3 separate regions of the Mus musculus genome follow, and regions 1 and 2 are each linked to region 3. The links are chromatin loops, found by intact Hi-C in ENCODE. Cell type or tissue: left cerebral cortex. All regions are shown on one strand. Region 1 holds the start of Olfr262 (olfactory receptor 262). Region 2 holds the start of Olfr1432 (olfactory receptor 1432). Region 3 has its middle 35 kb from the start of Olfr1431.

Region 1 (8,000 bases), 68 kb after region 3:
AGAAAAAGAAGGTTATAGGGGAAAAGGGGTGTCAATATTGCTAAACTGCTTCCTGCTGATTAGGGGTGTTGAGTTTCTTGGGGCAAGTCCAATCTTCATCTGCAGGATATCTCCTCCAGCAACCAGGGAACCTGCAAACAGCAAACAGCCAATGGCAACCATCAACAGCAGCTGCAGGGGAACCACAGCTGCCAACCCCTCTCAGGTGTTGGTATTTTCAAATCCTCTCAGGAGTCCCCAGAATTCCAAACATAAACTATCTTCAGCTGGCAAAATGACACCCCTGCCAGAGCATGAGACAAAGTAGTTAGTTGCTGTGGACAACCCGATGCACCCCAATAGCCCACATCTGGGATTGAAACAAAAATATATTCAGATAACTTATCAGTATTTTTAAAGGAACCAAAATTCTCACTACAGCAGTACTGTGCTTGGGCTTCTCCAGCATCAAAAGGAGCAGGAGGCATGAGAAAGTGAGGATGGAATGAAAGCAGTGGGGCTCAGGGAGATTTTGCTTATAACATACAATGGGGGTGTAGAGAGCATCATATATGCAAACAGGATGGCTTCCCTGCTGAGTTTTTCATCAAGGGGAGAGGGACAAACCAATTCTGTGAACACCGGTTAATAAATGATTACTCCTTGTGTGGTTGACTAAAAATTAGTTTAGCCTTACATTTGTCAATTGTTTTTGTAATTAAAACTGTGTTCATTCATGCCTTCAGAGTGTTATGGTATGTGCTTGTTATCGTCTTTCATTTTGCAGAGCCCTAGGATAGAATGCAATCTGTCACATTTGGTGACAAGTGCCTTTACCACTGAACTACCTCACTTGTCAAGTTGTTTTTTGTTTTTTTGTTTTTTGTTTTTTTTTTTAGTCCACTACAACCATTGCATCACTCAATCATTGTTCAGAAACATAGAACAGTATGATGGAGAATGTCGGGCATATACAGGTATGTCCTAGAGTTTTAGGTGTAGCATATCACTGTAACATTGATTATGTGGTGACTTTTAGTGCAATGAGTCCTCATAGAGCAAACTTGACCAGATGCCAGAGATATCAAAATAAATTTGATGGCTGATTCAATTAGCTATTTCAAACCAGAGCAAACTATCTGTGTTTAGAGTAGGACAGTAAGAAATTGCAGGGTCCCTCATACTTTTCAGATATGGTTATTGACCATGCCTTTTCTAGATGCCAGAAACAAGCCATCAAAATACTAAGTAAATAGCAATTTCTTGCCATTATTCTTCATGATTTAAATCATGCCCTTTTCTCTTAGGATATGGTTGATGGATGCAGGTATATGACCCCAAACTCACTAATTCTTAGCATCAATTTCATTAGAAAGAAGCCAATCATTTAATTTTTATTTTTTAAAAGAAGGTGCAGTCAAGGCAATGCATAACTCTATTTCTTATAAACAGGAAGTCCTAGCAGATCCTTCTCATCTGTTTAGAAACACAGAACAGTGTATGGTCATGATGTAGTTTGTAGGACACTATGTTATGATACTTGTTGTCACAAGGATTTTGGATCCTATGTGGGGAATCTTCTCTATGGGCATAGTTCTATGAATTAGCAGTCTCCAGTCTTGTACATAATGTTTCTACAATTGATGTTTCTCAAATGCCTGTGCATAGGACAATAAATAATGAGACAGTCATTGTGTAACATGGAAACTATAACCCTATGGATCCTAATGGAGTTTCCATGCATCAAATCAGTTGGTTCATGCAGAATATTGTGTGATTTTTTTTTTGGGGTGTGTGGGGATTTTGAGACAGGGTTTCTCTATATAGCCCTGGCTGTCCTGGAACTCACTCTGTAGACCAGGCTGACCTCAAACTCAGAAATCTGCCTGCCTCTGCCTCCCAAGTGCTGGGATTGAAGAGGTGTGCCACTACGCCCGGCTTATTGTCTGCTTCAAAGTAAAACTTTTTTTCTCCAAAAGGCCATGAATTTTGTTACAGTCCAGCCATGTGCATATTATTGTGGGCAACAGCAATTGTGGAAAAACACATATATTAAAAATTTCAGATTCTGTGTCCCTAGTTGCAGATTGTCTTTTTCTGCAACCTCTTCATAGCATCTTTGATTTCTCTGTTCTTCAGACTGTATATCAATGGGTTCAGCATGGGAATCACCACAGTGTAGAAAACAGACACAAATCTGTCAAAACTGGAGGAGCCACCAGAACTTGAACTCAAATAGACAAAGATACTGGAGGTATAGAATAGGGAAACAGCTGTCAAGTGAGAAGCACAGGTGTTGAATGCCTTGGATCTGCCCTTAGCTGAAGTGATCTTCAGAATGGACAAGACAATATAGACATAAGATATCATGATAACTAGCATGTTTACAAATCCAAAGATCATTGTTAATATGGCAGTTAGGACTTGTACAAAGAAAGTGTCTGTGCAGGACAGAACTAACAACTGTGGCATGTCACAAAAGAAGTGCTTGATGACATTAGTTCCACAAAAATGGAGACGAAGCAAAGCAAACAACTGTAGTAAAGAAGCAGTGAGCCCAGAGAGATAGGATGCCAGCACCATCAGTACACAAAGAGTGGGTGACATAATCGATGCATACAGAAGAGGGTTACAAATAGCAGCATACCGGTCATAGGCCATGGCTGCCATGAGACAAGACTCACTCAACCCCATGGTGGAAAAGATGAAATTCTGAACAATGCAGCCCACAAAACTGTTAGTTTGCCTTTCCTGGAAAAAGTTTGAGAGCATTTTTGGGACTGTACTGGTAACATAGCAAAGATCTATGATGGAAAGGTTGCACAGGAAGAAATACATGGGAGTGTGGAGGTGTGAATCCATTCTTATTAACACAATGAGGGACAGATTCCAGGTGAGAGTTGTAATGTAGATGAGCAGAAATGTGACAAAGAGCAGTATTATTATTATGGGTAAATCTGTGAATCCCAAGAGGATGAACTGGGTGATCTCTGTGCTGTTTCCCCTGGCAATCATTTCCCTGGTGTTTCTAAGATCAAAAGGGAGACAAGAAAATACATAGTTGACCAGGGTGAAATCATAGCATTACAATTTTCACACCATATGTCCTTCTTCTAGGACCGCTGAAAAAGAAGAAATGCTTCATTGTCCCATGGAAAGAGCCAGTCATTCTTCTCTAATTGTCAAGAAGACACTGAGAAGAGTTGGGGAAAATGGGGGAATCTGATCAAAGTGCATTATGTCAAAATCTTAAAGAATTAAAATCAATGAGAAATAGAGCCAGACATGGCTGCCCATGCCTTCAATTCCAGAACTCAGGAGGCAAAACCAAACAAATTTCTGAGACTAGCTTGGTCTACATAGTGAGGTCTAGGCCAGCCAACACTCAATAATAAAAAAGAAAAGATTTATTCTAATAACGAAAGATATGAAATAATTTAGCACACTTATAATCATTTCTGAAGTCCTTTAGAGATATATTTAAGTATCCAAACTGGAAAAATACTATAATGTGTGATTCTGCTATGTTTTGTTGGAGTGAGATCATGAACATAAGTTTACCTCAGCAGTCTTCACAGAAAGCACTCCAAAGAAGTTGAGTATACTTCACTATTTTGTGTCCCTAAGATTATCTTAATGTTAAAATTTGTTGCTTCTTGAAAAATTGCATGAGATGTGGGAGTTGAAGTGAATGGAAATCTGGACCTGATTGCCTGGGGAGGGGGCATGTAGGGGTTATCTCCAGGAAGAGACAGAGACCTGGGATAGGGAGGATCAATGGGTGTGTTCTTACAATGTGGGTGTTCTTAGATGTGATTCAGAGCACTAGAGATATGGAGCCTGGGGAGGATGCCTCCTGTGGCCAGGCAGGGACCTTGAGGTAGCAATAGGGACACCAATCCATTCATAAAATTTTTGACCCAAAACTTATCCTGTCTACAAGAAATGCAAGGACGGGGGATGGATCAGAGACTGTGGGAAAGTCCAACCAATAACCAGTCAAACTTGAGTCCCATTTAATGAGCAAGCACCAATCCCTAACATTATTAATGATACTCTGTTAGGCTTGCAGACAGCAATAAGTTGTCTTCTAAGAGGCTCCATCTAGAAGCGGACTCAGAAAGATACAGACACCCACAGCCAAATAGAAGATGAACTTGAGGATTCTTATGGAAGAATAGGAGGAAGGATTGAAGCCCTTAAGGGGATAGGGACTCCATAGAAAGACCAACAGAATAAACTATCCTGAACTCTTGTCAGCCCTCAGAGACTGAACCACCAACTTAAGAACATAAATGGGCTTGACGTAGGGATCACCCCACATATATAGCAGATATGCAGCTTGGTCTTCATGTGGGTCCTGAAGAACTGGAGTGGGAACTATACCAAAAGCTGTTGCCTGTACATGGAATATATTCTTCTAGCTGGGCTGCCTGGTCTGGCCTCAGTGGGAGAGGAAGTGAAGAGTGTCACAGAGACCTGAAGCTTGAGAGTGGGGAGAAAACCAGAGGAGCCCCCACATGATCTGAGGAGAAGGAGGATATAAATAATTCACTTAAAGAAATACAGGAGATTTTATTCTCTGGTGACTGTCTAAGGTGGGACCAGCCAGGAGCACACAGGCTGCAGGAGCAGTAGAGCAGCTAGGACAGGGCCCTTCCTGCCTCCATCTGCACCCAGGAGCTGGGGCTGTTCTGCCGATCTCTGTGCACGAATCCTGCTCAGGGAGAGCTGGTCTTCCAGGAATGCTGACACAGGCTTATAGGCCCACAGGAGGGATAAGTTCAAGCCAGATACAGCAAGACCAACTAACACCAGAGATGATCAGATGGTGAAAGGCAAGAACAAGAACCTTACCAACAGAAACTAAGCCTACATGGCATCATCAGGACCCATTTCTCCCAGCATGGCAAGTCCTGTATACCCCAACACACACAAAAAGAGCAAGATTTGTATTTAAAAATCACATCCCATGATGCTGATAGAGGACTTTAAAAAGGACATAAATAGCTCCCTTAAAGAAATACAGGAGAACACAGGTAAACAGGTAGAAGCCCTTAAAGAGAAAACACAAAAATCCCTTAAAAATTATAGGAAAACACAACTAAACAGGTGAAGGAATTGAACAAAACCATCCAGGATCTAAAAATGGAAGTAGAAACAATAAAGAAATCACAAAGGTAAACAACTCTGGATATAGAAAACCTAGGAAAGAGGACAGGAATTATAGGTGTGAGCTTCACCAACAGAATACAAGTGATAGAAGAGAGAATCTCAGGTGCAGAAGACACCACAGAAAACAAACAATCAAAGAAAATGAAAAATGCAAAAAGCTCCTAACCCAAAGAATCCAGGAAATCCAGGACACAATGAGAAGACTAAACCTAAGGATAATAGGTGTAGAAGAGAGTGAAGATTCCCAACTTAAAGGGCCAGTAAATATCTTCAACAAAATTATAGTAGAAAACTTCCCTAACCTAAAGAAAGAGATGCCCATGTACATACAAGACACATACAGAACTCCAAAAAGATTGGGCCAGAAAAGAAATTCCTCCTGTCACATAAATGCACAAAACAAAGAAAGAATATTAAAAGCAGTAAGGGAAAAAGGTCAAGTAGCATATAAAGGCAGACGTATCAGAATTATACCAGGTTCCTCATCAGAAACTATGAAAGCCAGAAGATTCTGGGCAGATGTTATGCAGACCCTAAGAGAACACAAATGCTGGTCCAGTACTATACCCAACAAAACTCTCAATTACCATAGATGGAGAAACCAGGATATTCCATGAGAAAAACAAATTTACACAGTATCTTTCTACAAATCCAGCCCTTCCAAGGATAATAAATGGAAAACTGAAGGAAGAAAACTATATACCCTAGAAATAGCAAGAAAATAATCTTCTTTTAACGAACCAAAAAGAAGATAACCACAAAAAACATAATGCCACCTCTAACAACAAAAATAACATGAAGCACCAATCACTTTTCCTTAATATCTCTTAATATCAACAGAATAGAAGAGATAGAAAAGAGACTCTCAGGCGTAGAAGATACTATAGAAGATACTGACACAATGGTCAAAGAAAATAAAATGCATAAAGACTTCTAACTGAAAACATCCGTGAAGTTCAGGAGAAAATGAAAAGACCAAATCTATTGTGATGCATCTGTAGCTCTTAACCTCTTTCCTAGGTTTTCCATTTCCAGGGTTGCCTCTATTTGTGATTACTTTATTGATTCCATTTTCATTTTTAGGTCTTGGTCTGCGTTGATCAATTCCTTCATTTTTTGCATTGTGTTTCGCAGTATTTATTCGAGGGATTTACTTGTTTCGTCTTTAAAAGGAATAGAAGAGAGCAAAGATTCCCAGCTCAAATGGTCAGACAATATCTTCAACAAAATCACAGAAGAAAACTTCCCCAATATAAAGAAAGAGATGGCCATAAATGTACACAAAGTCTACAGAACCCCAAATATAGTGGATTAGAAAAGAAAATTCTCCTGTCACATAATAATCAAAACACTAAATACACAGAACAAAGAAATACTATTAAAAGCTGAAAGGTTTAAAAAAAAAGGCTGCGTAAACGTAAAAATGGCAGAATTATCAAAATTGCCCCAGACTTCTGAACAAACACTCTAAAAGCTAGAAGATCCTGAACAAATGCCAGGCAGATGCTAAGAGACCATAGAGGCCAGCTTAGGCTACTATAACCAGCAAAATTCACAATCCACATAGATGGGGAAACCAAGATATTCCATGACTAAACCAAATTTGAACAACATCTTTCGCCTAATCTAGCCCTTCAGTGGATACTAGAAGGAAAACTCCAAAATGATGGTAAATACACCCAAGAGAATAAAAGAAATTGATCATCTTACAACAAACCTAAAAGAAGAGACTCACACATAATACCACCTTAAACAACAAACATGACAGGAAGTAACTGTCTTTAATATCTTTCAACATCAACGGACTCAATACCTCAATAAAAAGACATAAGCTAACAGACTGGATATGCAAGCAGGTTCTAACATTTTGCTGCATACAAGAAACACACATCAATGACAAAGATAGACACGGTCTCAGAGTAAACGGCTAGAAAAAACTTTTCTCAGTAAATTGTCCCAAGAAACAAGCTGGAGTTGCCATTCTAATATCCAGTAAAATAGACTTTCAACCAAAAGTTATCAAGTGAGATGGGGAAGGACATTTCATATTTATCAAAGGAAAGAACCACCGAGTCTTGATTCTGAACATTTATGCTCCAAATGCAAGGGCACCCACATTCATAAAAGAAACTTTACTAAAGCTCAAAACACACATTAAACCTCACACAAAAAAGTGGGAGACTTCAACACCCCACTCTCATCAATGGACAAGTCAGTGAAACAGAAACCAAACAGAGACACAGTGAAACTAATATACTAACTAAGTTATGAACGAAATGGATTTAACAAATCTGTATAGGACATTTCATCCTAAAACAAAAGAATATACCTTCTTCTCAACACCTCATGGTACCTTCTCCAAAACTGACCATATAATCAACCACAAACAGACCTCAACAGATATAAGAAGATTGAAATATTCCTATGCATCCTCTCAGATCACCATGGACTAAGGCTAGACTTCAATAACCACAAATACAACAGAAATCCCACATACCCATGGAAACAGAACAACTCTCTACTCAATGATAACTTGGTCAGGGAAGAAATGGAAAAAGGAAATAGATTACAGAATTCAATGAAAAAAGAAGACACAGCATATCCAAACTTATGGGACACAATGAAAGCAGTGTTAAGAGGAAAATTCATAGCCCTAAGTGCCCTCATTAAATAAACCGGAGATATCCTCTATTAACATGACTACACACCTGAAATCCCTACAACAAAAAGAAGCAAACATACCCAGGAGGAGTAGATGACAGGAAATAGTATAACTCAGGGCCGAAATCAACCAGGTAGAAACAAAGGGAACAATACAAAGAATCAACAAGACCAAAAGCTGGTTC
Region 2 (8,000 bases), 58 kb after region 3:
AAGCAACTGTTTGAACAAAGCTAATAAAGAATCCACTCCCATAGACACCAGCAACCATCCTCCAGCAAAGACTGGGAGCCATGATGGCTGAGTACTGCAGAGGGCTACCAATGGCCACATACCTGTCATAGGCCATGGCAGTCAGCAAGCAGCACTCAGATGCACCCATCCAAGCCAAAACAAAATTCTGAGTGGCACAAGCAATGAAGGAAATTGTTTTCTCTGTTTTTAAGAAGTCTGAAAGTATCCTTGGGCTGATAGAAGAAGAATAGCATATATCTATAAATGACAGGAAACTGAGAAAAAAGTACATGGGTGTTTGTAGGTGAGAGTCCATTCTGATGAGGATGATAAGGCCCAGGTTCCAAATCAGAGTAATGAGGTATGTCCCTAGGAAGACAGGAAAAAGGATGAGCTGCAGCTCAGCTTGGTCCAAGAGCCCCAGGAGGACAAACATGGCCACAGAGGTGTGGTTTCCATCTCCCAGCACAGATCTGCTTGGCATCATCTGCTGAAGAAAGGTGAGAAATTATGTTATTTTTCATCTCTGAACACCCCACTTCACCCCACTACACTCCAGAATCTTGGGCATGATGTCTCATTGTTTCTCAGTAAAATACATCAATTTCTGCCTTTTTAAAATTTAAGAATAGTAGCATGGAAAACAATGTTTTTGGTGAACTGATAAGTCAAAGCATCGTATAAAAAATCCAATAGCTGGATAAGATGTAAAACTTCCCTATGGAGGCATAAATATATTCAAGAGACCCTGTGTAGGATGAAGAAGAGATATAGTCATGTGCACTATTACCAGCCCAGTGCAGGAAGAAAGGTAGACTCTTGAAAGACTCCTGGGAGTTAATATATTTTTATCAACAGAACTTATCTCAGAGACACTGCTGTGCAAATGAACTGGGCAATGAGTAGGTCATTAAAAGTGCTGTCAGTCACAGGAGAATGAGGGCTGAGAAGACGCTTCTATTGGTTCATGTTACTAAGCATGAGGACCTGAGACTTCATGCAGGTAACAGCACCCACACAGAAGTCAGGATCTGTCAGAGTACTTCTGTAATCTCAGAGCTGAATGTATGAGACCAGTGCAGACATGGAGATATTGTAGCTGTCTATCCAGTCTAGCCATTCTTGACAATATTTAGTGAGAGAACTTGTCTCAAAAGCAAATTACAAAACAAAAGATCAAGCAAATGAACACCAACGTGGGTGGCTACCAAGAAAGATACCTAACATTTGACCTTTATATACATCTTCCAACACACATGCACATATCCACAAAAATATATGCATACATTACACACACACAAACACACACACACTCTCTCTCTCATACTAACCTGTACATTTTACATAAACTGTCAGGAAAGGAGGATAAAAGCAGGGCTGCTGCCTGCTCTCCATGAAAGGAAGGGTAATTTGTCCTCCTTGAAGAAGATGAAACTATAAGGTAGTACATTAGTTTTCAAAACGGCTGTAGTAACTGATAATCTGGATTTCAGCTTTACATAGCAGCACCTGATAAATATGTACCCATGGAGCTCCAAGAGAGAAAATTGCCACAGCAATGCACTCCTGGGTTTATCTGGCTTAATCCTGACATGATATTATTCATCTCAGAGGTATCATTATATTTCCATGTTGTTTTCTCCACCCAAAGGTATTGCTATTTCTACTAAGCCTTGTTTCCAGTTGCCTCTTGTTAACGAAAAAGGCTTAATTTTTCTACTTTTATTTCAGAATAGAGATTGTCCAGAGGTAGTTTATCTTGGTTCCCTTTCCCCTAGATTTTCTCATCATTTTTTTTTTGTATATTATATTTTCCTCACTCAACCTCCATTTGAGCTTACTTAAGGAAGGACTTTGAATGATAACATCAAAAAATATTGAAAAGAGAAGGACATTGAACAATAACATCAAAAACTATCCCTGATATCCTCCTTTCCTTTAAGACTTCTGATTGACAGCCCTTCATAATATTAACTTAGAAGACATTGAAAAAGCAATCATGATTAAGCCAACCATTGTCAGAGACAAAATATGAAGAACTTTATCTACTAGGAACGATGAAGATGGAACTAATCTCAAAGGACCAAGCACTGCATTGATTCCTCTTTTCCCTTCTTTCTCCTGCTTCCCACTCTTTTTTTTCATTTTGCTAATCCTAGTCACACATTCAGAAGTTTCTCATAGTCAGCTCTGGTGGAGTATCCCAGTAGTCACACCACTCAGGAGGATAAGAAAAAGAATTGCATGAGTTCACATTTTCAAGACCAACCTGTACAACATAGTGAGATCTTGTCTCAAAAAATGTCCCTCAGTATTGGCCATGCAAATGTGTGTGTACATGTACACCTGTAGAAACTACAGATTCATGTTGGGTGTCTAGATTATTTACTCTCTATTTTAATTTTTGAGAGAGCCTGGGCTTCTTCAATTTGGCTAGACTGGCTGGCCAGAGAACTTTAAGAATCCACCTATCTCTGCTTCTCCAATACTGGTATTACAAGTGCATGTCACAATACTTGATTTATTACATGGATGCTGACATGCAAACTCAAGTCCTTATGGTTTCATGACAATCACTTTACAACTGAGCCATCTTTCCAATTTGGACATAGAATTCAAAAAAACATTTGTAATTGGAACATAAAAAATAATGACATGACCATGCAATGCGTCTGTACATCTTGCATTTTACAATGCTGAAAGCAGACAAAACATATTTATTTTTCAAGTATTTATCATTTTATATTGTAAAAATATTAAAAAATAATTTCTTTTAGCCTTTTGAAAATTTCACTAAATTACAGCTGCCTATACTTATCCTACCATGTGAAAGCAAACTTGAACAAAAGGAGAAAAGTAAGAGATACTTTCTGACTTCAAATCTAGGATGTTAATCAAAATATACTAGATTTTCTATGTAGAGAACAATAGTTTTTATAAATTTAACTTTTCTCAATGAAAGAAATCTGATAGGTAAAGCGCTTCAAAATCAATCCACAGCTCTTATTCTGAGTCTGTATTCTCAGACCTCAATATCAACTGAATAAGGAAAGACTTTTACAGACCACCCATCTGGTCCTCATTCGCCATATGCTAATTATATTCACACAGCCTACATATTCAGATCAATCTTCTACAGATGTGATTGCTGTGTTAAAAATTGCACAATCCAATTACATAGTGAAACCTAGCATTGAAGGATGATTAGATAAAGTTATTTGTAAATCTATAAAGTTGTATCTGGATCTGAGCCCCTTGACTTACTTTGTTATTGCATCTCTAAGAGACTTAGAGTTTTTGAAAAGGTTTCCTTTCTTGTGATCCAATCCCTCTTCTTTGTGGTGCACCCATGTATTCTGAAGTGACCAATAAATGGTTCCACTTCTGGTTCTGGAGCATCTATCTCATTTTCTTACTATTTAAGTTCAGTAATTGCTTTATTGTTTGCAAGGTTGGACTTCATTTTCTTCAGCAATGAGCCAGCTGTAGAGCAAGAAGCTTTTAAGTGCTTGAGGATTTTCTCTGTTGCATCTTAGAAAAGATTTGAATGCACAACTCACACAAAACATAAGCAATTAAAGCCACACAAACTGTTAATAACAGGTCTCCTGGGCTATAGAGGAGAGAGCAGCTTTAGAAAGGGTTCCCTGCCCAGGCTCTTCACTCTCTTGGGAAAGCATTCATCTTTTGAGACATTTGGAAGTCAACAAACCTTCTTTTCATTCTGAAAATATCTTAGAGTTCATATAGAGGTCATGCTTAACCTTGCTATCCACTATGCCAGTTTTCCATAGAAACCATTGCTACTTCTCTCTGCAACTCTGAGTCAGACTCCCTGTAATGGACTCTCAAGTTCTCTATTTTCATATTCTAGGCCAATTCTCTTAACTTTTAAATGAGACTGCATGAATGGATCATGTTTAAAAAGATGTCACAGATATTTGGAAATGAGAAGTGACAAATAGATCTCTTCTTCCCCTCATGTTTGTGTAGCTCAATGATTTAAAGAGTAAGGAAAAAACTGAAGGAGCATAAGGTCAGAGAAGAAGCGGCAAAGAGTAGGAATGAGTTTCTAACCTAGTAATGGGTTTAGAAAAATTAGAAAAGACAAATAATATATGAAGTTCCCAAAGCACACACCAAGACAGAGCCCTTCCTCCTCCCTTTACCTTATCGTGTGATCTTCTCTATCCAAATGCACAGAAAGAAAAATACAGCCAGCCCAATGAAATCAAGGAGAAAGCTTAAGTAGTATAAATGCCTGAGAAAACACAAGCATAAGGCAGATGGAAATGACGAAGACAGTGTAAGACTTGAGAATTGAATTCATACAGGAGATAACAATGTTGAAGAAGACTTACACTGTAATGAATATGGAATTGAAAAACCCAAATAATTTAATTAGAAACTCAAAGGAAAGCCTTATATGTAGAATGAATCAAGCACAAGGCAGAATATCTGGTCTTAAAGACAAAATTGAGAACCTAGATCAGATAAGAAAGGAAAATGAAAAAAATTATGAAAACAAAGAAGAGATTAGGTGTGGCATGGTAGGAGCCTGTATGTTGGGATATAGGTAAAGATGATCTTGAGTAGAAGAAGACTAGAAATTGGCTGAAGTGCATCAAAGAAGGCCAGAATAGATTGGGGCATTGGGTGCAGGACCTGGGCTAGATCTGAAGTGTTGGGGAAATGGAATGGATGGGGAGGGCAGGAAGAATCAATGGACTAGACCTTGTAGCCCAATTTTGATATAGAACTAGACTTGTTTTTGAAAAGTAAAGTCAACCTTTTAAAGACAGAAGCATGAAACCTTGCATTCATAGTCATGGACTGTGGTTGATTGGTCTTCTGCTAGTGCTCCTAGAGGCACTCATGTATGATCTGTGGAACCATGCATGTGTTGGGAAGGCTTGGCTCTGCCTATGAGCCTCCTGTCTCCTAAGAGACACTAGCTTAGCAAACTGTTCCAAGAGCTAATGGGATTAAGTAGACTAAATATATTAGCAAGGATGAGCTTCAGTACCTCACTGTGTAGATATGATCTTACCCCTTTGTTTTAGCTTTCGTGTGTGTGTGTGTGTGTGTGTGTGTGTGTGTGTGTGTGTGTTTGTGTGGTGTGTATCATAGTCAGGAGCCCATGGACCTGGACCAATTTCCTTAATTATAGGCTACTCTATGTCTTTTGCTGGAGTGGTGATAGGTAGTAGGAAAGGCTGTTTGAATCCTAAAGGTTTGGATGGCCTAGAAACCTGGTTATTTTGCATACATTTTCAAATGAAGGGTCGGTTTTCAGCCCTTGTCTACCCTGTGCAGGTTCCTGCTGCCTTAATTTCTATGGTTGTTCAATGATAATCAGTTCACTTCTTTCTGACTTTTCCTAACCACCTGTGTTGTTGCTATGACAGAACACTTAACAAAAACAATAAGCTGGGGGAAGGATTTACTTTGTCTTATAGTTTCAGAGAATTTAGTCCATTATGGATAAGGTATGATGTTGTGGTGGTAACTAAAATATGTGCTATATATAACAGTAACCTTGGCATTTTGCCATGGTGTTCTATAAAAGGCAGAGGCAGTATCTTGTATTGTTTTGTGTATATTGTGGCCCCTCTATCCAGTAACTTGGAGGGAGGTATTCCAAAGACAAGAAAACTTTATTTTATAAACTCTTAGCATGCAGTATATATACATATATATATATGTATGTATATATATTTTTGAAAGCAAAATTTTAAAAAGATGAAATGTATATATGTTCTAATAAACTATCATTAATGTTAAGTATAAATAACTTGGTAGTTTTGACTGTATGAGTCAAATTACTAACATTTATATTAAAATCATGTGGTTATTTAATTTGTTCAGCACATATTAAATGCATATGTGAAGCTGGGCATTATTCTGATACCAAACAAACCAAGTTCAGCAATTAGTGACTAAAAATAAGGTGAGTATGCTGTAAAATCATCTTTCTCATTTAGAAACCCAAAGAGACAGATTTTTAAAAATAATTTTATTAGGTATTTTCCTCATTTACATTTCCAATGCTATCCCAAAAGTCCCCCATACCCTCCCCCCCCCGACTCCCCTACCCACCCACTCCCACTTTTTGTCCCTGGCATTCCCCTGTACTGGGGCATATAAAGTTTGCAAGTCCAATGGGCCTCTCTTTCCAGTGATGGCCGACTAGGCCATCTTTTGATACATATGCAGCTAGAGTCAAGAGCTCCGGGGTACTGGTTAGTTCATAATGTTGTTCCACCTATAGGGTTGCAGATCCCTTTAGCTCCTTGGGTACTTTCTCTAGCTCCTCCATTGGGGGCTGTGTGATCCATCCAATAGCTGACCGTGAGCATCCATTTCTGTGTTTGCTAGGCCCCGGCATAGTCTCACAAGAGAGAACTCTATCTGGGTCCTTTCAGCAAAATCTTGCTAGTGTGTGCAATGGTGTCAGCGTTTGGAAGCTGATTATGGGATGGATCCCTGGATATGGCAGTCTCTAGATGGTCCATCCTTTCGTCACAGCTAAGAGACAGATTTATAACATCACAGAAAGAATATGAATTTGAGACTCCAACCTTTCTACTGTGAATCTTAAGATCTCTGACTTAGGAAAATAACCTTTAGAGATGAGAGAAGGATGCAGTTAAACTCACCTTTCAGCAAAGATGCGCTAGTAGTCAGCTATCCATTTCTATGAGATGCCTGACAGAATTAGCTGATAAAGTCAGAAAAATTACACAGCCACTGTGTAGGCAGTTGTAGTGCAAGACTTGACAGTCCCATTGCTTTAGGGCTGGGATGGGAGCACTGGGTAGTAATTGTGAGAGCATAATGGAGTAAACAGCTTACATCCTGAGCCAGGAGGCAGACAGAAAAGAATTTATTGGGTCCACAAGTCCTTGCATGCTATGTCACTAGCAACCATTGACTAGATTCCAATCTGTTAAAGATTCTACCACCTCCCAAATGCCTCATTCTGGGAATCCAGTTGATAAAACATGTCCCTTTGCAGACAAAACATAGCACACACCAAATGCCTAATGAAAATGCAGGCCATGGTGGATAGATTCATTACCTTAACATTACCTACATTAGTTTGAATAAGAATACACGCACAAAGTTCATATATTTGGATGCTGGTCACCAGTTAGTGGCATAATTTGAGAAGGATTAGAAGATGTGTTGAAGTGGAAATTCCTGATTTCTTTGGAGACTCAATTGTGTCATGTGATTTGTTTTGTCTTATGAGAGGATGTAGATGAGAGGATGCTTTGCTGAAGCTGGTCTTTGCTAATGACAATGGAATTGGCATTGATTTGCCTTGCTTTCCCTAATGGTCGTTTGTCATGACTTCATATAGAGAAACACATCAAAGAACTTCTCATGATATTCCAGCAGCTCCTTTTCCCTTCTGCTGACTCTGTCTGATTGGCACAGCCTTGTGGTTTCTTCTGGACTGAGTTACTGCTGTTGATTTGTGTGAACTGAACTGCTGACATCCTGATAATTCAGATTCAGTTCACCCCAAAGAACCATTTCTAAGCAGGTCCACATTCTCTTTTGTTCTATTTACCTTTCCTTTCCACTACCTCTGGTGGGTGATAGGCTAGATGTGAGGGTAGAACATTAAGTACCCTTTCAAAAGCAGGTTTTGAAAAATCTAAGCCTACAGCATGTCCTTGCTGGAGTGTAGCAGAATTTTAGCAGAACTGTTGTGTCTGAAGTGAATCTGGAGTGATGGCACTTAAGCTTTGAAGTAGCCTTTTGTCAGTGACTGTTATCTGAGATTTTATGGGGTTGTTCTTTTGAAGGGCTCTCAGAGCCTTCATATAACTTAGTCTGAAGACACGTTTGGCAAACCAGGAAATCTTGTATGGCTGAGAATAGCTTGGATGATGGGCCTTTCAAGTCAACCCCTAGATCATCTAAGAAGAATTTGGTATGCCGAAATTGACTTACTAAAAGTGCCTTTT
Region 3 (8,000 bases):
TAGAATGAATCAAGCACAAGGCAGAATATCTGGTCTTAAAGAAAAAATTGAGAACCTAGATCAGATAAGAAAGGAGTATGAAAAAAATTATGAAAACAAAGAAGAGATTAGGTGTGGCATGGTAGGAGCCATTTAAGTAGACTAAATATATTAGCAAGGACGAGCTTCAGTACCTCACTGTGTAGATATGATCTTACCCCTTTGTTTTAGCTTTCGTGTGTGTGTGTGTGTGTGTGTGTGTGTATGTGTGTGTTTGTGTGGTGTGTATCATAGTCAGGAGCCCATGGACCTGGACCAATTTCCTTAATTATAGGCTACTCTATGTCTTTTGCTGGAGTGGTGATAGGTAGTAGGAAAGGCTGTTTGAATCCTAAGGTTTGGATGGCCTAGAAACCTGGTTATTTTGCATACATTTTCAAATGAAGGGTCAGTTTTCAGCCCTTGTCTACCCTGTGCAGTTTCCTGCTGCCTTAATTTCTATGGTTGTTCAATGATAATCCGTTCACTTCTTTCTGACTTTTCCTAACCACCTGTGTTGTTGCTATGACAGAACACTTAACAGAAACGATAAGCTGGGGGAAGGATTTACTTTGTCTTACAGTTTCAGAGAATTTAGTCCATTATGGAGAAGGTATGATGTTGTGGTGGTAACTAAAATATGTGCTATATATAACAATAAACTTGGCATTTTGCCATGGTGTTCTACAAAAGGCAGAGGCAGTATCTTGTATTGTTTTGTGTATGTTGTGGCCCCTCTACCCAGTAACTTGGAGGGAGGAATTCCAAAGACAAGAAAACTTTATTTTATAAACTCTTAGCACGCAGTACATATATATATATATATACATATATATATATATATGCATATATATATACACAGATATATATGTATATATACTTTTAAAAGCAAAATTTTAAAAAGATGAAATGTATATATGTTGTAATAAACTATCATTAATGTTAAGTATAAATAACATGGTAGTTTTGACTGTATGAGTCAAATTACTAACATTTATATTAAAATCGTGTGGTTATTTAATTTGTTCAGCACATATTAAATGCATATGTGAAGCTGGGCATTATTCTGATACCAAACAAACCAAGTTCAGCAATTAGTGACTAAAAATAAGGTGACCAAGAGTATGCTGTAAAATCATCTTTCTCATTTAGAAACCTAAAGAGACAGATTTTTAAAAATATTTTTATTAGGTATTTTCTTCATTTACATTTTCAATGATATTCCAAAAGTCCCCCATACCCTCCCCCCACTCCCCTACCCACCCACTCCCACTTTTTGGCCCTGGCATTCCCCTGTACTGGGGCATATAAAGTTTGCAAGTCCAATGGGCCTCTCTTTCCAGTGATGGCAGACTAGGCCATCTTTTGATAAATATGCAGCTAGAGTCAAGAGCTCCGGGGTACTGGTTAGTTCATAATGTTGTTTCACCTATAGGGTTGCAGATCCCGTTAGCTCCTTGGGTACTTTCTCTAGCTCCTCCATTGGGGGCCCTGTGATCCATCCAATAGCTGACTGTGAGCATCCACTTCTGTGTTTGCTAGGCCCCGGCATAGTCTCACAAGAGAGAGCTCTATCTGGGTCCTTTCAGCAAAATTGCTAGTGTGTGCAATGGTGTCAGCGTTTGGAAGCTGATTATGGGATGGATCCCCAGATATGGCAGTCTCTAGATGGTCCATCCTTTCGTCACAGCTAAGAGACAGATTTATAACATCACAGAAAGAATATGAATGTGAGACTCCAACCTTTCTACTGTGAATCTTAAGATCTCTGACTTAGGAAAATAACCTTTAGAGATGAGAGAAGGACGCAGTTAAACTCACCTTTCAGCAAAGATGCGCTAGTAGTCAGCTATCCATTTCTATGAGATGCCTGACAGAATTAGCTGATAAAGTCATAAAAATTACATAGCCACTGTGTAGGCAGTTGTAGTGCAAGACTTGACAGTCCCATTGCTTTAGGGCTGGGATGGGAGCACTGGGTAGTAATTGTGAGAGCATACTGGAGTAAACAGCTTACATCCTGAGCCAGGAGGCAGACAGAAAAGAATTTATTGGGTCCACTGGGTCCACAAGTCCTTGCATGCTATGTCACTAACAACCATTGACTAGATTCCAATCTTTTAAAGATTCTACCACCTCCCAAATGCCTCATTCTGGGAATCCAGTTGGTAAAACATGTCCCTTTGCAGACAAAACATAGCACACACCAAATGCCTAGTGAAAATGCAGGCCATGGTGGATAGATTCATTACCTTAACATTACCTACATTAGTTTGAATAAGAATACACGCACAAAGTTCATATATTTGGATGCTGGTCCCCAGTTAGTGGCATAATTTGAGAAGGATTAGAAGATGTGTTGAAGTGGAAATTTCTGATTTCTTTGGAGCCTCAATTGTGTCATGTGATTTGTTTTGTCTTATGAGAGGATGTATATGAGAGGATGCTTTGCTGAAGCTGGTCTTTGCTAATGACAATGGAATTGGCATTGATTTGCCTTGCTTTCCCTAATGGTCGTTTGTCATGACTTCATATAGAGAAACACATCAAAGAACTTCTCATGATATTCCAGCAGCTCCTTTTCCCTTCTGCTGACTCTGTTTGATTGGCACAGCCTTGTGGTTTCTTCTGGATTGAGTTACTGCTGTTGATTTGTGTGAACTGAACTGCTGACATCCTGATAATGCAGATTCAGTTCACCCCAAAGAACCATTTCTAAGCAGGTCCACATCCTCTTTTGTTCTATTTACCTTTCCTTTCCACTACCTCTGGTGGGTGATAGGCTAGATGTGAGGGTAGAACATTAAGTACCCTTTCAAAAGCAGGTTTTGAAAAATCTAAGCCTACAGCATGTCCTTGTTGGAGTGTAGCAGAATTTTAGCAGAACTGTTGTGTCTGAAATGAATCTGGAGTGATGGCACTTAAGCTTTGAAGTAGCCTTTTGTCAGTTACTGTTATCTGAGATTTTATGGGGTTGTTCTTCTGAAGGGCTCTCAGAGCCTTCATATAACTTAGTCTGAAGACATGCTTGGCAAACCAGGAAATCTTGTATGGCTGAGAATAACTTGGATGATGGGCCTTTCAAGTCAACCCCTAGACCATCTAAGAAGAATTTGGTATGCCGAAATTGACTTACTAAAAGTGCCTTTTGTATAACAGTAGAAAGAGCTTCTAAGAAGCTGTCAGTGTTCAGAGGCTGATCCACTGCAGCTGAGAAGCCTAAATCCATCCTACAGTATCTCTCTTTTCTTCTATCAATCATCCTGCACAACCCTGAACACATTGACATTGGAGGAGGTGTGTCATTAGGGATGTGATTTGAGGTTTTAAAAGCCTATGCCAAGCCCAGTCCCCTCTCTCTCCTTCCCTCATTCTATATGCCTTTCAGATCAGAGTGTTAAGCTCATAGCTATTGTTCTAACCCCATGCCTGTCTGCTTGGCATGATGATCATGGACCAACACTCTAAAACTGTAAGCAAGTCCCTGATTAAATGTTTTCTTTTATAACAATTACCTTGGTTGTGGTGTCTCTTTACAGCAAAAGCACAGTAAAAAAGATATCATTATTTCACAATATATATATATATATATATATATATATATCTCAAACATTGCGTTGATCCCCATAAATAGAAAGAATCATGATTTGCAAATTTAAAGTGTTAAGTAAAATACGTTAATGAAATCAAAGTCAAATAGAACTTTAAGAAGGACAAGCTGCAGAGTGACTCAGAGGAAGAGCTCATGATTATCAGATAGGAATCGTGGGGGTCAAGCCACAGCAAGGTTACAAAACTAGGATAGAGTACTTAGGTGGGCAAAGTAGAAATCTCATGCATGCCCTTCTGTCAGAAAACTACCAAAGATAACATATGTGGTACAGAACAATTTGTGAGTCTCCAAAGATGCAAATCCATCAACACTAGAAAATGTTAAATGCAGAAAGAATGCCAGTTTTGTCTTGTAGCAAAAGCAGGAACTAGATGGGAAATAGTTGGCACTTGGTAGTGGCATCTGTCACAGGATACAAGAGGTAACAGGAGAGTAGGGCAGTGATACAGGGCTTTTTAGAAGACAGAACTTTTGGGTGGTTCCCAATGCACATCCAAGTAGCATTTAAGCCCACATGGATTCTCATTTGTATTGTAGGCTGAGGGTCAAGCTCAGGGGTTAGATGTCCCCTAAAAATCAGTTTCTCAGCTCACAGTTATCAGAAATGTACCAAAAGTCAGTTATAACTTTTCTTTCTTCAGCTCATTTGGATCACATTTTTTTTTCTTCTTAAAGATTTCATAAGAAAAAAATGTATCCACATTTCTTGTTTGTAAGACCAAAATTTTATGAGAACAATAAAAACTCTGCATACAATAAGCCATACTTTATGCGTGCCAATTTTCCTATATGTGCAGACACTGAAGCAAAGTCTAACATCATAGCTTTATTTCAGGACTTGGTTGCTTTTTTACTTCTAGAATGTGGTCCATAAAACTCCGTGGTCTGCCTGTCTTCCAGTTAGACAATGCCAGCTAGCCATCTGGCCCGGCAGCTCTGAAGAGAGATGCTTCCACAGCCAGTTTGCAAAGGTTCCAAGCCATGATCGGAGTGACTGTGGCTATTCCTGTGCTTGTGGGAAGAGGGGCCGGTAAGCAGTATGTAACCATACTTTTTATTGGGTTCTTTCCCCACCACTCTCCTCCATCCCTTCCAAATCCCCAACTCTAGGTAGGAGAGAAAGAAGGTTAGAGGGGAAAAGGGGTGTCAATATTGCTAAACTGCTTCCTGCTGATTAGAGGTGTTGAGTTTCTTGGGGCAAGTGCAATCTTCATCTGCAGGATATCTCCTCCAGCAACCAGGGAACCTGCAAACAGCAAACAGCCAATGGCAACCATCAACAGCACCTGCAGGGGAACCACAGCTGCCAACCCCTCTCAGGCTTTGGTATTTTCAAATCTTCTCAGGAATCTCCAGAATTCCAAACATAAACTATCTTCAGCTGGCAAAATCACACCCCTGCCAGAGCACGAGACAAATTAGTTAGCTGCTGTGCAGAATCTGATGCAGCCTAATAGCCCACATCTGGGATTAAAACAAAAATATATTCAGATAACATATCAGTATTTTAAAGAAACCAAAATTCTCTCTACAGCAGTACTGTGCTTGGGCTTTTCCAGCATCAAAAGGAGCAGGAGGCATGAGAAAGTGAGGATGGAATGAAAGCAGTGAGGCTCAGGGAGATTTTGCTTATAACATACAGTGGGGGTGTAGAGAGTATCATATATGCAAGCAGGATGGCTCCCCTGCTGACTTTTTCATCAGGGGCAGGGAGACAAACCAATTCTGTGAACACCGGTTAGTAAATGATTACTCCTTGTGTGGTTGACTAAAAATTAGTTTAGCCTTACATTTGTCCATTGTTTTTGTAATTAGAACTGTGTGTTTATTCATGCCTTCAGAGCCCTAGGATAGAATGCAAGCTGTCACACTGGTGACAAGTGCCTTTACCACTGAACTACCTCATCTGTCTAAAAATTTTTTTTTTTTGTCCACTATAACCATTGCATCACTCATCCATTGCTCAGAAATATAGATCAGTAGGATGGAGAATGTCGAACATATACAGGTATGTCCAGAGTTGTAGGTGCAGCAAATTACTGTAATATTGATTATGTTGTGACTTTTAGTGCAATGAGCCATCATAAAGCAAACTTGACCAGATGCCAGAAATATCAAAATAAATGTGATGGCTTGATCCAATTGGCTATGTCAAACCAGGGCAAACTGTCCGGGTTTAGTATAGGACAGTAAGAAATTGCAGGGTCTCTCATGTTTTTCAGATATGATTATTGGCCATTCCTTTTCTAGATGCCAGAAACAAGATGGCAAAATACTAAGTAAATAGCAATTTCTTGCCATCATTCTTCTTGAATCAAACCTCTTCCTATTCTCTTTGGATATGGTTGATGGATGCAAGTATATGGTCTATGACCCCAAACTTACTAATTCTTAGCATCAATTTTCTTAGAAATAAGCCAGCCGTTTCATTTTTATTTTTTTTTAGAAGGCACAATCAAGGCATTGTATCACTCTATTTCTTATAAACAGGAAGTCCTAGCAGATCCTTCTCATCTGTTTAGAAACACAGAACAGTGTATGGTCATGATGTAGTTTGTAGGACACTATGTTATGATACTTGTTGTCACAAGGATTTTGGACCCTCTGTGGAGAATCTTCTCTATGGGCACCGTTCATTAAGATATCAGTCTCCAGTCTTGTCCATGATGTTTCTACAATTGATGTTTCTTAAATGCCTGTGTATAGGAAAATGAGACGCTCATAGTGTAACATGGAAGCCGTAGCTCTATGGCTATTAAAGGACTTTCCATGCATCAAATCAGTTAGTTCATGCAGGAATATTTTCTGCTTCAAAGTGAAACATTTTTCTCCAAAAGCCCATGAGTTTTGTTACATTCCAGCCATGTGCATATTATTGTGGGCAACAGCAGCTGTGGAAGAACACATATATTAAAAATTTAAGATTCTGTGTCCCTAGCTGCAGATTGTCTTTTTCTTTAACCTCTTCATAGCATCTTTGATTTCTCTGTTCTTCAGACTGTATATCAAAGGGATCAACACGGGAATCACCACAGTGTAGACAACAGACACAAATCTGTCAAAACTGGAGGAGCCACCAGAACTTGAACTCAAATAGACAAAGATACTGGAGGTGAGGAATAGGGAAACAGGTGTCAAGTGTGGAGCACAGGTGTTGAATGCTTTGGATCTGCCTTTAGCTGACGTGATCTTCAGGATGGACATGACAATATAGCCATAAGATATCATGATAACTAGCATGTTTACAAATCCAAAGATCATTGTTAATATGGCAGTCAGGAATTGTCTATGCAGGACAGAACTAACAACTGTGGCATGCCACAAAAGAAGTGCTTGATGACATTAGTTCCACAGAAGCAAAGCAAACAACTGAAGTAAAGAAGCAGTGATCCCAGAGAGATAGGATTCCAGCACCTTCAGTACACAAAAAGTGGGTGACATGATCGATGCATACAGAAGAGGGTTACAAATGGCAGCATACCGGTCATAGGCCATGGCTGCCATGAGACAAGACTCACTCAGCCCCATGGTGAAAAAGATGAATTCTGAACAATGCAGCCCACAAAGCTGATAGTTTGCTTTTCCTGGAAAAAGTTTGAGAGCATTTTTTTTGGGACTGTGCAGGTGACATAGCAAAGTCCTATGATGGACAGGTTATAGAGAAAGAAATACATGGGAGTGTGGAGGTGTGAATCCATTCTTATTAACACAATGAGGGACAGATTCCAGGTGAGAGTTGTAATGTAGATGAGCAGAAATGTGACAAAGAGCAGTATTATTATTCTGGGTAAATTTGTGACTCCCAGGAGGATGAACTGGGTGATCTCAGTACTGTTTCCCCTGGCATTCATTTCCCTCGTGTTTCTAAGATCAAAAGGGAGACAAGAAAGTCCATAGTTGACCAGGGTGAAATCAGCATTACAATTTTCATACTATATGTCTTTCTCCTATGGTTGCAAAAAAAGGTGAAATGCTTCATTGTCCAATGGAAAGACCTAGTTCTCTTCTCCAATTGTCAAGAAGACACTGAGCAGAGTTGGAGAAAATGGGAGAATGTGATCAAAGAACATTTTTTGAAAAATTTAAAGAACTAAAATCAATAAGAAATAGAGCCGGACATAGATACTCATGGCTTCAATTCCAGCACTCAGCAGACAAAGCCAGACAAATCTCTGAGGCTTACTTAGTCCACATAGAGAGTTCTAGGCCAAACAACACTAGATAATACAGTCTTGTCTCAAATCAAAACAGAAAAGAACAGAAAAATCTATCCTGCTGACAAAAGTAGTGAAATAATTCAGCATATTTATAATAATTTCTGAAGTCCTTTATAAGTATATTTAAGTCTCTAAACTGGAAAATACTATAA

What was found. A loop is a pair of places that touch in the nucleus more often than their neighbours do. Peaks named below come from ENCODE experiments on the same cell type or tissue, not always from the same donor. Only the 100,000 strongest peaks of a DNase experiment are listed, where the experiment ranks them.
Region 1: it touches region 3 in a loop (2.5-fold over the local background); 9 of 42 quality-filtered maps call a loop at or near these places.
Region 2: a loop joins it to region 3, with 6 times the contacts of the local background. A loop is called at or near these places in 9 of 42 quality-filtered maps.

What each region holds. Positions count from the first base shown.
Region 1 is chr19:12,238,666-12,246,665 of GRCm38, forward strand. It overlaps Olfr262 (olfactory receptor 262), which reads right to left and starts at 2,994. Exons shown (of 1, transcript NM_146688.2): 1 at 2,056-2,994. The coding sequence starts at 2,994. The coding sequence ends at 2,056. In left cerebral cortex, no CTCF peak of the experiment used is centred here; a DNase peak (open chromatin) is centred at 189.
Region 2 is chr19:12,229,055-12,237,054 of GRCm38, forward strand. Olfr1432 (olfactory receptor 1432) reads right to left here and starts at 508. Exons shown (of 1, transcript NM_001011788.1): 1 at 1-508. The coding sequence starts at 508. In left cerebral cortex, no CTCF peak of the experiment used is centred here; no DNase peak of the experiment used is centred here.
Region 3 is chr19:12,171,042-12,179,041 of GRCm38, forward strand. It overlaps the pseudogene Olfr1430-ps1. Among named protein-coding and RNA genes, the nearest start is that of Olfr1431, 35 kb to the right of the region's middle. In left cerebral cortex, no CTCF peak of the experiment used is centred here; DNase peaks (open chromatin) are centred at 4,578 and 4,952.